Linked DNA regions of Homo sapiens: region 2 is linked to region 1. Evidence: chromatin loops called from intact Hi-C (ENCODE). Cell type or tissue: OCI-LY7. All regions are shown on one strand. Each heading gives the region's core, and the rest is flanking DNA. Links, peaks and the distances in the headings are about the cores only.

Region 1 (9,314 bases), core at 906-8,905:
TTAGGTGATGGATTGATAGGTGCAGCAAATCACCATGGCACACATTTGCCTATGTAACAAACCTACATGTCTTCCACGTGTATCCCAGAACTTTAAAAAAAAAAAAATCTGTACTCATTGAAGCACTTGTCTTTAGGCTTTAGCACCTCCTACGGGTTTTAGTATCAACCTCCTAGTCACACCCACTCATTCACTGATGTCATTCCTTCCTCCCTCACCTTTCACCCCTTTTCCTGAATACTTCTGTCATTCTCATAACTTGAGCATCAACATGATGGTCAAGTCAACATTCTGACCGCTCTGGTGCTCGGCTTCCTCAGTCCAACTATGTTTTCTTCCCCCAACTTCAGCTGCACACATGCATTCATGGTCATACTCTATGCTAGCAATTGGTTCTCAAAGTGTGGTGGGTCACCCACTAGATCCTTTCAAGAATCTGCAAGATTAAAATTGTTTTTATAATAATACCGAGATATCATCTGCATTTTTTTTTTTACTGCATTTACATTTGCACTGATTGGCAAAAGCAATGGTGAGTAAAATTGCTAGCACTCTAGTGTCCAACAACAGTACTAGTAGTTATTGCATCCTTCTGCCACTCACTTGCAGTAAATAATGGCACTTTCACTTAATATCCTGATGAAGCAGTAAAAAAAATTCTTAATTTTATTGTATCTTAACCCTTGAGAGTACTTTTAAAAAATATTCTGCGTGATGAAATGGGAAGTATGCATACAGCATTTCTGCACAATGAAATATGGTTGTCTCAAGGAGAAGCACTTGTGCGATCGGTGGACAGACTATGGTTATCAGATGTAGACATTTGGCAGACACTTTCTTGAATGGAAAGAAGTCAACTTCTCACTTCAAGGAAAACAACTGTACTTGTTGCCAGTGATTTTAAGTCTTCAAGTGAAAATTAGGGTTTTGGAAAACTTATATCTGCTACCCTGAACTTGAGAGCTTCCCAATATTTAAAGACTTTTTTCATGTGTCTGTTTTTGGAACATCTGTATAACTTAAGGAACCAGTATTTTCCAAGTGACCGATGTACGATGTTTCAAAATTATGCATGGATAAAAGATCCATTCAAAATGCAAGATAGACTAATACATTAATGATAACCATATCAGAAAGTTCATTGATATGGTTTGAAATTTTAATTACAAATAACCTTTAAGAAACTAGTACTTGTTGAGTTTTAGGGTAGTGTTGAAGAATTTCCACAATTATCTGAAAGTCTGTTACAATAGTCCTTACTTTTTGCAACCACATGTGTCTGTGCAAGGGCAAATTTTCTTCAGGCAATTGAACCAAAATAAGATACCACAATAGATTGAGTGCAGAAGCAGATATGAGAATGCAGCTGTCTTTTAAGCTGGACACCCAAGAGATTTGCAAAAAGGTAAAAACAATGGCACTCTTTCACCATTATGCTAACATGTAATAGATTTATTTTTAAATGAATTATTATTTTTTATTTTCTTCTCTGGTGCTTGAATCAGGGCGAACTAATGTTTTTTAAATGTCTGCTTTAATTTCTAATATGGTAAATATCAACAGATATAATCACAAGGATTTATCATAGATATGACACCTAATAACATTTATGAGTACAAAGGGGGCCTGAAACCAAAGTCTTCAGGAACTGCTGCTGTCCTAAGCTAAGTCAACACCCATAAGCTACAGCACGTCCTAACTCGATTCCCAACATTCCATGACCTAACCACCACTTTCTGTCCTTCCACTCGTGTGTACTTCATTTCTCCTTGGGAACCTCTGCTTCAGTGGCTCTACCTGTTTCGCTATCCACCACCCATCTCGTGGCCTGGCTTCCCTCCTAACCCACTTTAGAGTATGTAGTCTGGACTCCTGCAAAATCCCTTGCCTCTCTCTCACCTGATGGACTGGGCTTAACACAGCCCTGATTTTGTAAATCCAAGTACCCACACTCTTAGTTCCCGCAGCTGAGTATCTTGGAGACAGCTGAGTAATCAATCTCACTGGTGTAACCTCAGCTCTGCTGTCCCATCTTACTCATTCTCATTCCCTCCTCCTCTCCTTGTCTCAACCCTACTCTCAGCTGTCTTACCCACCCCTTTCCACCCATCCCCACTCCTGCCCCCTCCCTTCTTAGGCTACTGTGTCCCTATCTGTTCCTGGCTGTCCTACCCCCTTGCTGGCTGCTGCTTCTCTATCTCTTTTACAGGTACCTCTTTCTCTGCCCAGTCTATGGAGGTTGGAGTAGTTTGGTGTTTTATTCTTGGCTCTCTCCTCCATCTGGACATTTGCTTTAAGTGATTCAGCTATCCAGCCCTCAACTCTAAATACTGCCTGTAAGGAGTGTCTCCTGTATCTCTGGCTCCAGCACTGATCTCTCACAGGAACTCCATATTTATGATCCATCTGTCTGCCTGGCATCTCCACTTGGATATCTGCTGGGCATCTTAGCATAACAGAGCTTTTGCTTCCCCATCTCATAAATGGCACCACCACATACCCTTAGACCCCCAAGATGTGAATTGTTCTTCATTCCCCTAGTGTTCTTCACATCCCCCACACAAGTTCTGTGAGTTCTGTGGCCACTGCCTTTAAACTCTCCCTCCATGGGCATAACCCTTCTGTGGGACACCCCCGTTCTCACTTGAACTCTTGTACTTCCTTGGTCTCTCTGCTTCCACTTTTACCTCCCTATAGTCCAATCTCTGTTTGTCAGCTTTTATCTTGTTTAAAGTATAAACCAGTTTATATCATTTCTCTGCTTAGAATCTATTGATAGCATCTCAGTACAACTAGGATACTAGTTTACCACCTCCAGGCCCTATGTGATCCAGTCCCCATCTTCCACCCTGACACGCCCTCCGGCACAATCTCCCCCAGCCATGTTAGTCCTCTGTCTTCCTCACTGGTACCCTGTTCTCATCTCAGAGTCTTTGGGTTTGCTGTTATTTCTTCCTTAAATGTTCCCTTCCTTAGATCTTATAGTCACACCATCTTATCATTTAATTCTCAGTCAAATGTTATCTTTCTCAGAAGTTTCCTGACTGCCCCAGCAGCACACCCTCCCCCAAGCCCTGGAATTCTTTAGCACATTGCCCTATTTTATTTTTTCTCCAGAGAACTGCAGGCCCTAAGGGGTGGAACTGTTTTTGTTGATGTTCATCCATCTCACTTTGAGCAGAAGTTCCAGAGGGATTTTTTTGTTAGTCACCAATCCATTAATTCTCTTTGTCTCATGGACCAACCCAAATGCCCATCAGTGATAGACTGGATGAAGAAAATATGGTACATATACATCATGGAATACTGTGCAGCCATAAAAAGGAATGAGATCAGGTCCTTTGTAGAGTCATGGATGAAGCTGGAAACCATCAGTCTTAGCAGACTAACACAGGAACAGAAAACCAAACACCACGTGTTCTCACTCATAAGTGGGAGCTGAACAATGAGAACACATGGACACAGGGAGGGGAACAACACACACCAGGGCCTGTTGGTGGGGCGGGGGGGAAGGGAGGGAGAACATCAGGATAAATAGCTAATGCATGCGGGGCTTAATACCTAGGTGATGGGTTGATGGGTGCAGCAAACCACCGTGGCACACATTTGCCTGTGTAACAAACGTGCATATTCTGCACATATATCCCGGAACTTAAAAAAAAAAACAAACCCCAAACTCTTTGTCTCATAGTAGGTATACAACACATTTTTCTTGCATGAATGAATCAATTATTAACAGTGCAGCTGTGATTGTGAAACTAGCTGCATGGTTGCTATTACCGACATTTTTGGTGTTGACTGCAGCCCAGTGTCTTCTGCTCTGTGGCTTTGCCTCTATTTCCCTCCCCTTCTCCCTTGAGGCATAATAAGGGTGTTATGGCCAAAATGGAAACTGATAATTTTGTTTTCTCTATTGGCAGCAAAGAGAATAATTAACTGTAGTTCGAAAAGCAGAATTATATTACCTTTGCATTTCTTAGCAAGATATTTTATAGAAATGATTCTATTATTTCATGATGGAAAATTGTGATGGTTTATCACTCCATTGTAACCCCATACAAATTTTTGTTCTCGCTCTTTTTTTTTGTATTCAAATTATCTTTAATCTTGATAAAATCCTTTAAGCCTTAAATTTTGATATGATACACTTAAATGTTTTGAATTTTATATTAACCTTGTCAGAACTGGTGGGTGGATCACCTGAGGTCAGGAGTTCAAGACCAGCCTGGCCAGCATGGCAGAACCCCACCTCTACTAAAAATATAAAAACTAGCCGGGCTGGTGGTAGTGGGCACCTGTAATCCCAGCTAACTGGGAGGCTGAGGCACGAGAATTGCTTGAACCCAGGAGGCAGAGGTTGCAGTGAGCCGAGATCATGCCATTGCATTCCAGCCTGGGCAACAACAGAGTGAGACTCCATCTCTCAAACAAAAAAAACAAAAACAAAAAAAACAACAACTGACTCTAAGCAAGTCCTTTCTCTGTATGGAAATGAGGCTGTGAGATTAAAAAAAAAATTATATATATATATATATATACACACACACACACACACACACACACATATATACACATCGGTGTATTAGAACTTGTGGATAACATATTCAAGTGTCCTTTTATTTGTATAAAATGGATTGCTTATGGCTCTTTAGATCTTTTAATATTAATATACTGAGATCATCTTGGGAATTATTTAAGACTGTTTGCAAATATGTTTTTAATCTTCTGTGTTGCATTATAAGTGCTATTTACATTTCCTAATAATAAAGCACATTTATTAATCATGAATATAATCATTAATGTAATTAAGTAATTACCAAAATAATTATTGGTTATCATTACTATTTTATTGAAGTCATTACTAGTGCATTTTTGAACATGTTTCAACAAATCATGATTAACTTAAGGTTTGCATTCTAGCAAGTGACCAAAACTTGGCTGTTTCTCTTTATAGGTTGTATGGGCACGCAGTGATTCCATGACCTTTGAGATAAATCATACAACTTGCTTTTTAATGAATTTACTTTAAATACATTTTGAGAGATTATGAAACTGCTACTCAATGTCTTATAGTACCCCACTGTGTTTTCTCTGTTGTTCTGCCTGGTTCTTTACAATTAGTAAGGTGCATCCCCGTGTCTCTCCTCACAGAGAGGGGTCTGTAGCTCTTGTCTAATTTTCTGTTTCACTTCCTTGCTTATCTGTATTTCAAGCCCAGGTGTGTTTAGCTGTCTAGTTTTTGTGGTACATTAGGCCTTGGTTTTCTGATCCAGCACACTGAGTTTCTCAAGAGTTCAAAGCTATTGCTATTTGAATTTGGATGCTTCTTTAGTGAAGTCTTCATTTCAAAGATTACTTTTTCTGTTTTCTGAACTTGGTTTTCTGTAAACACAACATAAATCATGGAAAAAGTCGTGCATTTGAAATAAAAAATAAGGTCAGGTCCTGATGCTGGAATTTCACTGCCTTGAGTGAGTTGCTTCAGGTTTTTTAACCTCCATCTATTATTTTATCAAATGGAAATGATGATCATATCAACCTTATAGGTTATAGGATTTTTTTTAATGAAAATTCCCTATGAGAATTGGTTTTCACCTTTTAGAGGACTATACTCTACCTAAAACATGAACTTTGCAAGTTAAAAACTTTAGAAAATTAAATTCATATATAGTTCAAAATATACTAGGCTTTTACATTCACTTTTGTCTTTATTCTTGTTACTGAAAAAATATTTTTCCCTGTGGAAATGTTTTGGGATATGATCACTTTTGCTCAGATAATTGTGAGTCCTGAGTGAGTGCTGCTCCCAGGAGCAGACTTTGAAGTTTCATGATAGAAAAAGTCTATAATGTTGATTGGCTCCTTGGCCCTTTCCTCTTTCTCCCATCAGGGAATGGGAGCATCGGCTGCTGGACCTGCTGGCCCAGGAGTGGGTAACTGCCTTATGCAGAGCAGAGGATCCTCATCCCAGTGGTCCCTCGACTGCCATGGGGTTCACTCTTGTTTTTATTCACTTATTACCACCAAGTATTTATTTAGAACTTTCTACGGGCAGGCTCCATTCCAGGCTCTGAAGATAGTCTTTCCTCTCATGGAGCTGACATTAGGGGTAGAGGGAATGTGGTGATGGGCAACACAGAAATAGTTACGTTATGTCAGTGGTCCAGTGGCGTGCTAAGATAAAAATAAAGCAGGGTAGGAGGGCCATGGACGGATGCTGTGTGTGTATGTGGGGAGTGATATTTTAGATAAGTTGGTCAAGGAAGGCCTTTCGGTTAGGGTAACATTTGGGTAGAGGCCAGAATGAAATGAGACAGCCAACTTTTAAGGGAATCTGCAGCAGGAGGCTTTCAGGCAGAGGAGCAGCAAATGCAAAGACCCTGAGGCAGGACTGTGTTTGAAGATAAAGAGGTGAGTGTGGCTGGAGCAGAACAGGCAAGAAAGGAAGGGCAGGTTGACAGAGGAAATCAGAAAGTTACCAGAGACCTAATCAGGTAGGACCTTGAGGCCATTGTTAAGTCTTGGCCTTTTGTACTGAGTGGATGCAAAGCCACCAGAGGGTTTCAGTGTGAGGAGTAATATAATTCAACTTAACGTTCTGAGAGGATCACTCTGGCTGCTGTGTTGAGAATAGACCACAGGAAAGTTGGTGGAAGCGGGGAGATCAGTGAAGATGCCCTTGTAGGAGTTCAGAAGGGGGATGTCAGTGGCTTTACAAGGAAGTGGCCAGATGGGACCAGAACCTGGACCTATTTGAAGGGTGGACCTGTTAGGATTCATTATGGATTAAATGCACATCCTTGTGGCTCCCCTCCCCTGACGAGGTGGCTGGCGTAGCACTGCTAGTGCATTCTCCATCCTTCATGAGTGTGTTCCTCATGTGGGGAGGGGAGTAGGGGGTAGGAGGCTCTCAGCTTCTCAAGAATTCCTTTGGCATTTTGAGAAAGGCTTGATTCCCAGCAAACAGATTCGGGAAGAAGATGACGCTGACATGATAAGAGTTCTTAAGTTTTAAGCTTACTTTGTGCAGCATTTATGGCATGAGCAGCCTGAAAAATGATGCCTTTACCAAGTCATGTAAAAGCAGTAATATTGACCATCTTATATGTATGCATGGATGATCATTGTCATAAAATCACTTTACATTTTGAGTAATATCTAGGTTTATTAGTTGAATCGGTGGGAGCATGGGGGTGTAGGGATAGGGAATGGGAGTAGCAAGATCAGCACTTTCTCTCCAGAGCCAGTGACCCAACTTCTGCAGGGTGAACTCTATAGGGATGCAGCAATGGATGCAGCAGTGGAGTGTTGTTTTTTAACAGCTTTATTGGGATATACTTTATACACATAAAATGTGCTCATCTTGTGTGTACCATTCAATGATTTTTTAGTAAACATACAGAGTTGTTGCCCTCATGCTCATTTACAGTCACTCCCTGTTCTCTCCAGAAGAATGGTTTTGTTATTCTTAGGCATGTCCAAGGTTCGGAAATAGTCATTAAGCTAGTATACAGGAGATCAAATCAGGAGGAAAGAAGTATGTTTATCTCTGCTCCAGTTTGATCTCTTTAGGCAATCAGAAAATGTGAGCTGCCTTGGAAACACAAAGATCATAACATTTTGAGTCACAAACTTTTATAGGAACCTGAAGCATTAACACAACAAACAACATTACCTTGTCCATGTTTTACATAAAGTATAAGAGTGTTTAGGTGGATGATGTTGGTCAGTGTGTTTTTAGTGATTGCCAGGGTAGAGGAAGGCCAAATAGACTAGGTTTCATTAACATTATAATGTTCCTAGGTTAGTATGTTCCAGAGTTTTATGATTAAGAAACACACTTCTTAAGTACCTGAGGTTTTTTTTCCCTGTAACCATTTGTATCTCATTTTATTATACCACGTCTATTTGGAGTGCTCAAATCACCCTTGCAGAAGTACACACCGTTGGGTTGACTCATTTGTTCATCAGAAAAATAGCTGTAGTGTATCAAGTACATACTAAGTGCCAAGTGTTCAACATCAGTTTCCTTATCTGTGAAATGGGGATCCTGAGAACTACTTCATTGGGTGCATATAAATCAGTTAATAAGTTACTCCTGTCTATGTAACAGGCCTCAGTTTTGAGCTACAGGCTAGACTTTGTTGACCTGACCATAGAGCTGCTGTTCCATCCTTCATCTCTGTTGAAAGCTCCTTTCTTCTGCATCCTCTCTGTTGCTTGTTGTTCTTTTTTTTTTTTTTTTTTTTTTGAGACGGAGTCTCGCTCTGTCACCCAGGCTGGATGGAGTGCAGTGGCACGATCTCGGCTCACTGCAAGCTCTGCCTCCCGGGTTCACGCCATTCTCCCGCCTCAGCCTCCTGAGCAGCTGGTACTACAGGCGCTTGCCACCATGCTTGGCTAATTTTTTGTATTTTTAGCAGAGACAGGGTTTCACCGTGTTAGCCAGGATGGTCTCTATCTCCTGACCTCGTGATCCGCCTGCCTCAGCCTCCCAAAGTGCTGGGATTACAGGCGTGTCTTCCACTCTTAAAAGCTTGCTGCTAATCACTGTTGTTCTTGCTCCTTCACTTTCCTCTTTCTTGTCTTTTGTGTATTCTTTTCATATGTAAGAATCTTGAGCTTGCTTCTCGGAAAGCAGTCAGGGAGAAGTTTCAGCTGTTTTAGAGTGCTAAGCAGTCCTAGAGGTGGGGTCACTCAACCCAGCAGGAGAGTTTTTGTTCTTCCTGGCCTGGGATCAAGCTGTGAATGTTAGGTGCCCACCAAGCCACAGAAATTGTTGCTCCACAGTCATCCATAGTTCCTCTGCTGACCTAGTTTTTGGATGGAAATTCATTCCAGAAATGTCCCGTAAGCCATCTCTAGAGAGTGGAAATTGGAGGATCAGGTTTCCTGCTTTTTATTTACATGTGGTAGTTTGGAATTCTGCTTGCACAAATTCACTTGAGATTATCTAAAGACTAAACTTACTGTGGTGCTGTCTGCATTTCCTGTAGCTTCCTTTTTTCTATTTTTAATGGGTATAGCATGAGCATGTTTAGAATGATAACACCAGAAACCTCACTGTAATTAAATACATGTGCTGCTTCAGTTCTAGAAAACTCCCAGGTGTGTTTCTAATCGCTGCTGCATATAGGGATTTTTTTAAAGATAAAAACAAAAGATATAAATGATAAAAGGAAATCTGAGCCAAATATATAATTATACAGATGAATGTTGTGGTGTTATATTGGACAGCAGAGTCAAATCATGTTTCACAGGAACGGTTTCAGGTTCCCCTGAGTCTACTTTGACACTTCCATTTAAAATGCTGT
Region 2 (9,314 bases), core at 391-8,390, 77 kb before region 1:
GCCTGCAGAATCCTGTGGAATTTTGTTGAGCTGCTTATACCCTTTTCTCCTAATAGAGATATAGAGAATGATACATTCTCCTCATATACACGGGTACAGATGTGTGCTTGTGAATCTATACAGGAAGCTCATGTATGTGGCAAAGTAAGTTTGTTGAGGGGAATGAAATAAACTAATTTTCCCTCCACCGAGTCAATATGACTAAGATATTTCTATGCATAGTCTCAGAAGACTCCATTCTGGGGAATATTTTAAATTTTATTAACCTTGTACATATTTTGCCAGATTCCTATTCAGCATACTTCTTTATTTTATTACCATAGTGATGCTTTGTTTACTCATATATCTGGAAATAAAATAATTTAGATTTAATTTTTAAAAAAAATTTATATCAAGGTCACCTTTTTTGTTGTTTGAAACAATAGATTTGTAAATTCTTACCAACACTGTATATGTCCTTGAGTCCTATAAAGAAAAAAGTGTTTTATATATTGTAAATATATATAAAATATCAGAAAGTAGGATATATATTATACAAGATATGTGGAATATATGGGATATATATTATACCAGAATTTTAGTATTTTAAATATAGGTCTTAAATGGAATGAAAGACTTAGGTTGCTTTTTTTTTTTTTTTTTTTGATGGAGTAAGGAAAGGGATAGTACTTAAAAATAATTGTTACCTGGTTATTATAGTTCGCTGTTAGCAAAATATTCTATAGGACACATCATATCCCATGATGCTGAAGATGAAACCCTGGTATAGTAGAAGGTGGATGCTTGTGTTTTCTCTAGCACTTTCACAACAAAGCAATTATATTGTATTGCATGTAAATATTTGTGAGTGGGGAAAATATATAGAAGTCTACAATACTACTTCCCCTCCACATTAAAACCATATGAAGTTATGCCTACAAATTAAAATATTGTAAAAGCTCAATACAGTTTTAAATTTTTCAACAAAGTTATGTAGTACTTCTTTATTTGTAATAATAAAAAGTATCATTGTGTGAAATTAGTATGGGCACATTATCTCTAATACTTGCCGTTAATAATGGCATTGAACCCTAACTGATAGCCTTTAAAAAAAACAACAAAGCATGGCCTTTAGTAAAACAAAACAATATGTGACATTTCTGTAGAAATGCTGTAATAGAGAAAAATTTAGCTCTGTGAGCAGTAGTCTCATTTATGGGAATGGTAATTATCTGTAAGTTGAGACTTAACATTTTTGTAGATTTTATGAGAAAATATTTGCTAGTCCTTGTTTTTACATCTTTTTTTCGTCCTGCCTCTGTGTCTATCTCTCTTTTCTCCACCTCATATGGGGACAATTCTGTTTTTACAGGTCCTGATTTTTTTTTTTTAAATGTCTCACCAGAAGTGATAACTCATTTTGTTAGAATGGTAGGGAGCTCAAAAGTGGAGGATTGTGACTTCAGTTGTGGCTTAATCAGCCCAAGCAGGTGCATTCTAAGTAAAAGAGATACGGTTTTAATGCAACTGTCCCCCCTAATTCAGAGAAAGGGAGACAAGTATAGGAAATGACACAGCAGTTAAGTCAGAATTGTTTCTAAATAGATTGTTTTTTTTTTCCCTGAATTCTCTGAGCACCAGCAGCAGTGTCTTGTTAAAGTGAAGAGAGATATAAATGAAGAGGAGTTGAGGATGACTGTGTTAATTTTTTGTTCTGAGGGATCAGAAATACTTAAGAAAAATGAAGTCGGAGATTTACATAAATAGGTGGGAGCCTCAGTAGTGTCATGTTCATTTGAGAGTAGAATTTGATTCTGGGGACCTCAAATAACAGAAGATGATTATATTCAAAATGTCCAAGGCACTACTGTAAGGCAACTTAAATGGCATGTGCCTTAACAGGGTGGCTTTGTAGTGAGGTTCTGGAATTTTTCTCATTCTTTTGTCTCGCAGTGTGCTATTGTATGAGTAGCAGTGAGAAAATGTTTGGATAGCATGTCTAAGAACCAGAGCATGCAGAGAAAACAGGGCTTTTATTCTACTTTGCATCTTAGTTAATTTGGTTTTTAGAGAAGCACACTATTTTGACTTGAAAGGCATTAGCCATATCTTCTTATTTACTTGAGTGGTGGTTACAAGAGTATTCTATATTTATTTATTACACTTTGCTCTTATGTTTTAGGTATTTTTTGCATATTTCACAATAAAAATGGTTAAAAAAAGTCACTAGTGTATTCTAGACCTTTCAAGTCAACCATACCAATTTATTCATTCCTCCGTCTACCCAACAAATACTAATTGAGCACCTACTGTGCATCGGGTACTGTTACTGGCACTGGGAATACAGTAATGAACAAAGCAAGCAAAAGTCCCTGGTCTCATGGGGTTTATATTGCATGGAGGGGAGGCAGATAATATGTCAGGCAATGGGTTAGAGCAGGAGTTGACAGTCGTCTTCTATAGAGGGCCAAATAGTAAATACTTCAGGCTTTGTGGGCCAGATGGTTTTTGTCGCAACTACTCAACTCTGCCACTGTAGTGTGAGAGCAGCCATAGCCAATACGTCCATGAAAGGATATAGCTGTGTTCCAACAACACTGCTATTTACAGAATCATGCAGCGGGCCAGATTTGACCCACAGTCCTCCTTAGTTTGCAGACCTCTGTGTTACATGGTAGTGTACCCTAAGGAGAAAAAAAAAATGGAATATGGAGTGCTGGGGTGTGGGGTGAGGGATATTTATAGATTTTGACAGCATGGTCGAGGAAGATGTTTCCGTGAAAGTGACTTGTGTAAAGATTTGAACAAGATGATGTGTTTGGCCATGTGTCTATCTGGAGAGAAGGGGAAACAGCAAGTGCAAAGGCCCTGAGATGGAACATATCTGGAGAATTCGAAGAATGGTAAGAAGGCCAGAGTGGAGCAGAACAAGTGTGGGAGAGAGTTGTAGGAGATGAGATCAAAGGCTAGGAATGAAGTGTAAGGCCATGTCATGTGACCTTGTATGTCCTTGTAAGGCTTTTTTTTTTTTTTTCTAACTTGGAAATCAGTTGCATAGTCACTGGAAGGTTTTAAGTAGAAGGGTGACAAGATCTAATTTTTAACAGGCTCACTGGCTTCTGTATGGATAATAGATTAAAGAGGCTTGGAGTGAAAACAGAGAATCAGTTAAGGGTTACTGCAGTAATCAGGTTAGAGGTGATGGTGCTTGGAGCAGGTTGACAATAGAGGTGGTAAGAAGCAAACAGGCTCAGGATGTGTATTGAACATAAACTTGACAGGGTTTGCTCACAGAGTGAAAATGGAAGATGATAACTGGAAAAATCAAAGAGGACTTCCAAGTTTTTGGCCAGGTGAACTCAAAGGGTAGAGTGCCATTTATGGAGTGGGGAAGATGTCAGACAACCAGCCTAATAACAACCTTGCGGCACAGAATCCCAGACCCAATAAAGCACCAGACAGAGATGTCAAGCTAACCAAGGTTATGCCATCTTCTGGGTTTGTGTGTGCCCTAATGGCCATAGGTGCCCTGTTCCTAAGGCTGCAGCTTGTGCTGTCCGTGGTGGGGTTTGCTCATAGCCTTCAGTCTGTTGCTAAGTTATGGACTTTGTGCTACTATGGGTCCCTGAGAGTCCTGAATTCCTATGGGACAGGTGAAGATGACCCAGATCCTTTGGGTGAATCCCTTTTGATCCATAAAGTTATCAAAAGAAACCCTGATATCCAGTGGGTCACCAGGGAAGCCCTCAAACACAGAGAGATGTGTGGGCTGACATCTGTAGCTACAAGGATTATGGCCTTATAAGAACCATGGTTCAAAAAACTAATACCAAGCCCTCTTAAATGCTTTTCAAAAAGTAGAAGAGGAAACATTCCCAGACTCATTTTATGAGGCCAGTGTCACCCTGATTCCAAAGCCAGACAAAGACACCACAAGAAAAGAAAACTACAGGCTATAATCCCTGATAAACATAGATGCAAAAATCCTCAATAAAGTACTAGCAAATATCATTCAGTAGCACATTTTAAGGATCATACATCATGACCAAGTGGGATTTATCCCTGGGATGCAAGGATGGTTCAATGTACATACAATATGATATGCCACATTCACAGCATAGAAGATAAAAACATCATTTCATCAGATGCAGAAAAAATATTTGACAAAAATTAACATTATTTTATGATTAAAAACTCTGAACCAAATAGGCATAAGAGGAACTTAGTAAAAGCCATATATGAAGGACCCACAACTAACGCTATAATCAATGGGCTAAAACTTAGTTTTTCCTCTAAGATTTGGAGCAAGGCAAGGATGCCATATGTCATCACTTCTCTTCGACATTGTACTGGAAGTCCTAGGCAGAGAAAACAGACAGGAAAAAGAAAAGGCATTCAAATTGGAAGGGAAGAGGCAAAATTATCTGTTTGCAGGTGTCATGATCATATATACATGGAAAATCCTAAAGACTTCACAAAAACTGTTAGAACTGATCAGTGAATTCAGTAAAGTAAGATACAAAAATCAACATACAAAAACAGTGGCATATCTGTACATCAACAATAAACTCTCTAAAAGGAAAATTAAGAGAATCTCATTTACATTAGCAAGAAAAGATAAAATACTTAGGAATTAAGGAGGTGAGAGACTTGTACATTTAATTATAAAATATTGATGAAGGAAATTTAAAACAAATGGAAAGATCTCATGTTCACAGATTGGAAGAATTAATATTGTTAAAATGTTTTTTTTTTTTTTTTTTTTTTTGAGATGGAGTCTTGCTTTGTCACCCAGGCTGGAGTGCAAGTGGCATGATCTCGGCTCACTGCAAGCTCTGCCTCCCGGTTTCATGCCATTCTCTTGCCTCAGCCTCCCCAGCAGCTGGGACTACAGGTGCATGCTGCCACGCCTGGCTAATTTTTTTGTATTTTTAGTAGAGATGGGGTTTCACCGTATTAGTCAGGATGGTCTCAATCTCCTGACCTCGTGATCTGCCCGCCTCGGCCTCCCAAAGTGCTGGGATTATAGGTGTGAGCCACAGCGCCCGGCCTGTTTAAATGTTTATACTATGCCAAACAACAGATTCAAAGTAATTCCTATCAAACTCTCAATGGTATCTTTTACAGAAATAAAAAAACTAACCCTAAAATGTATATGGGACCACAAAAGACCCTGAATAGCCAAAACAATCTTGAGCAAGAAGAACAAAGCTGGAGGCATCCAACTTCCTGACTTCAAATTATATTACAACGCTATAGTAATCACAACAGCATGGTACTGCTATAAAAGCAGATATACTGGCCAGTGGAAAAGAATAGAGAGCCCAGAAATAAACCTACATATTTATGGTCAACAATTTCTGTAAGAGTGCCAAGTGTGTAACGGGGAAAGGATAGACTTTTCAGCAAAAGAATAAAATTGGACGCCTGTCTCATACTGGTCACAGAAATCAACTCAAAATGGATGAAAGACTTTAACATAAGACTTGCAATTGTAAAACTCCTAGAAGAAAACAGGGAAAACCTTGACCTTGGTCTTGGCAATAATTTTTTGGATATAGCAACAAAAGCAAAAATGGTATTACATAAAACTAAAAAGCTTCGTCGTAGCAAAGGAAATAATCAAAATGAAGTGTTATTTTTTTGTACATGCAAAGCTCTAGAGCATGACCTAGCATACAAAAAACATTAACTATTTATATTCTCCTAACTCTGGTGGTCTCCCTCAGCTCACTGTGACACTTGGCCTTATTGTTCCTTTCCTTCATGTGTGCGTGTGTGTGTCTTCTCCAGCAAGATTATATTGCATATGGGATTCAGGTTGAGATAAATGAAAAGACAACCTACAGAATGGGAGAAAACCTACCTCTGTTGCATTCGGTTTCCTTCTGTGGTCTTTAAGCCTGCAGAAGGATGTTTTCCAACAAAAGCACCATTTATAAATACAATATTCCTCATGGCAGCACTGTAAATGCTGGCCTGTTACCCCCATGACAGGGATATAACCCTTGTTGAGTAAAAATATTAGCAAACTGTGTATCTAATAAGGGATTAACATCCAAAATATATGAAGAGTGAATACAACTCAATACCAAAAATACAAATAATCCAATTAAACGGGCAAAGTACCTAAATAGGTACTTGTCAAAAGAGAAAATTTAAATGGCTAACAGGTATATTTAAAGGTGCTCAACATCTTTCATCATCAGGAAAAAGAGTCAAAACCATAAAAAGAACAGATAAATGTTGGCGAGGATATGGAGAAATGGGAATCCTAGTACACAGCTGGGAATGTAAATTAGTATAGCCATTATGGAAAACAGTATGGAAATTCCTCAGAAGATTAAAAAAGGAAGCACCATAGGGCCCAGCAATTCTACTTCTGGTTAGATAGTCAAAGGAACTGAAATCAGGATCATAAAGAGATACTTGCACTCATGTTCTTAGCATTATTCACAGTAACAAAGATGTAGAAACAACCTAAATGTCACTCAACAGATGAGTAAAGAAAATGTGGTATATATGTGTACAATGGAATATTATTCTGCCTTTAAAAAGAAGGAAATCCTATTTGCAACAACATGGGTGGAGCCAGAGGACATTATGCTAAGCAAAATGAGACACAGAAAGAAATATTGCATGATATAACTTAACATAGAATCTAAAATATAAATAATCTAAAATCTAAAATGTATAGAAGCAGAGAGGAGAGTGGTTATGGGATGATATTAGTCAAAGGGTACAAAGTTTCAGTTAACGGTAGATGAAGTTCTGAAGATCTAATGTACAGCATGTCGAAGATAATATTTTATTATATACTTAGAATTTGCTAAAAGGGTAGATCTTAAATCTTCTCATATACACACGTGCACAAATGATAACTGTAGGGGTAATAGAGATGCATTTCACAATGTATATGTTTTCCAAAGCATCAAGTTGTACCCCTTAAATACACAGTTTTCATGTTCACAATATCTAAATAGAGCTGTTAAGAAAAATCATGGGTTCCATGCACTACTGATGGTTCTCACTGTATATCTTGGAGAAGGTGCAATACTCTTCCGCTGCACTGTTAGTACATTTAAGTAACATGTAAAATACAGCACCAATAAGCAATTTAGGACAGTAATATCTGCTTAAAATGTTCTGTAAATTCTCAGCTAGAACATTTGCAAATTGTTTCCCAAATGCATTGCAAATTTATGACAGTTAAAGTGCAGTAATGATTTAAAGACTGTAAGCAGTGTTTCCTGTATCTTATAAGACAAATGCTTTAGTTTTACCTTTATCTCATTAGAGAGTTATATGTCAGTGCTGAAAATGCCATGCTGTAAGGTATAAAAGGTATAAAATCCTTTCAAGGGGTGAGGGTTGAGATTTCTGTTAAACACCTAAGTGGAGATGTGAGGAAAAAAGTTGGATAAAAGCCTGGAAGTCAGGAAGGGACACCTAAGCGAGGGATGTTTGGGGAGTCTGCTGGTAGGGAAAGCTGTGGGACCAATGGGATCATTGGGATAGTTAGCAGTGCCCAAGGCACTTCATGACTTACAGGTCAGGAAGATACGAAGCAACTAGCAAAGGATACTAAGTCAAATGGCCAAAGATAGGAGGTTTGTATTAGTTTGTTCTAATGCTGCTAATAAAGACATGTGAGACTGGGTAATTTATAAAGGAAAGCGGCTTAATTGACTCACAGTTCAGCAGGGCTGGGGAGGCCTTAGGAAACTTACAATTTGGGCGGAAGGGGAAGCAAACATGTCCTTCTTCACATGCAGCAGCAAGGAGAAGTGCCAAGCAAAAGGGGGAAAAGACCCTTATAAAGCCATCAGATCTTGTGAGAACTCACTCACTATCACGAGAAAGGCAGCATGGGGATAACTACTCCCATTCTTCAGTTACCTCCCACCAGGTCCTTCCCATGACACATGGAGATTATGGGAACTAAAAGATTAGATTTGGGTGGGTTCACGCCAAACCATATGAAGGTTTAAAAGGAAAACAGTGGTGTCCTGGAAGGAGCATAAAATGGTGTTTTGAGGAAGAAGATGTGATCAACCATGTTCAGTGCTACTGAAAGGAAGGCAAGACTGAGAAGTAAGACTTCACCAGGGTAGCAGTCATAGATGACTTGCTTTAGAACATTGTGTTCGTGTGAGAATTTTTAGATCAATGGCTGCAAATAATTAAACTCAGCATATACAATTTGGGCATCTGTGACCTGCATTAATGACTGCCATCTTTCTTCTAACCATTTATCATGGTCATTATCATTTTAGTATTATTAAAGAAAAAACTTCTAGCAAAAACTAGAGTTTATCTGTTAAAAAAAAAAAGCTGAAATAGGGAGCTGTAAAGCTGCTTTTACAACATTTTCATTGGTTTATTCCCAGTTAAGTCATGTGACTGTGGGATCTTGCATATTGTCACTCCAGTTTCATTGGGTTCACACTATGCCCTTTCAGAGTTACTGGAAGTTTGAACAGATTAAGTACCTTTCAGCTCCTCTGGACAAAATGCCATCTGTGTTCTGCCCCCCACCCCACCCCTACCAATTGCTATTTTATGTTGCTAAAAACAAAAGTTTCTTTGATTTTTAAAATTTTTTAAAATTGATTTTTAAGTGTTTGTTGTTGTTGTTTCTTGTTTTAGAGACAGAGTTTTGCTCTCTCGCCCAGACTATAGTGCAGTGGTGTAATTATAGCTCACTGCAGCCTTGAATCTCCTGAGCTCAAGTGATCCTCCCACTCTAGCCTCCCGAGCAGCTAGGACTATAGGCACACGCCACCACACTGGCTAAATATTGTTTATTTTTTGTGGAGGTGGGATTTCCGTATGTTGCCTAGGCTGGTCTCAAACTCCTAGGTTCAAGCATTCCTCCCGCCTTGACCTTCCAAAGTGCTGGAGTGACAAGCATGAGCCACGGTGCCTGACTTTTTTTCTTTTTTTTTTTTTTTTAAGTAGGCTCCAGAACTGTAAAATAAGGTCATTGTGAGTAGATCAAAGATGTAGGGGGAAAATGCTGCTTATCTATTTAGCTAAAATGACATGTTGATTATTTACAATGATTTCATCTAACGCACTCAGGCTGAATTCCTTCCTATTGATTATAGAGGGAATTCTACTAGTGCTCAGAGGAGAAAATTAATAGATCAGGAAATTGGAGCAAAGGAAAAATTATTATTATTTTTTTTACCTTCAATCAACTTGCCCCAGCAAAGGGAAAATTAAAGGTAGAGGGGCGGGGGGAAAGTCACGGTGAAGTTAGCATACAAGAATGTATGATAGCAGATCCTATGTATTTGCTGGAAGAGGAGGGCCAAAACTTGCTTCTGGAT

The links. Peaks named below come from ENCODE experiments on the same cell type or tissue, not always from the same donor. Only the 100,000 strongest peaks of a DNase experiment are listed, where the experiment ranks them.
Region 2: it touches region 1 in a loop (4-fold over the local background); 2 of 110 quality-filtered maps call a loop at or near these places.

The regions. Positions count from the first base shown.
Region 1 is chr5:66,696,264-66,705,577 of GRCh38, forward strand. The region is part of intron 1 of MAST4 (microtubule associated serine/threonine kinase family member 4); the gene reads left to right. Among named protein-coding and RNA genes, the nearest start is that of MAST4, 100 kb to the left of the region's middle. In OCI-LY7, for the core only: no CTCF peak of the experiment used is centred there; DNase peaks (open chromatin) are centred at 3,778 and 5,218; H3K4me3 peaks cover 404 bases; H3K27ac peaks cover 1,617 bases.
Region 2 is chr5:66,619,423-66,628,736 of GRCh38, forward strand. The region is part of intron 1 of MAST4 (microtubule associated serine/threonine kinase family member 4); the gene reads left to right. Among named protein-coding and RNA genes, the nearest start is that of MAST4, 28 kb to the left of the region's middle. RefSeq lists enhancers at 4,876-4,925, 5,026-5,085. In OCI-LY7, for the core only: no CTCF peak of the experiment used is centred there; a DNase peak (open chromatin) is centred at 4,820; H3K4me3 peaks cover 611 bases; H3K27ac peaks cover 1,203 bases.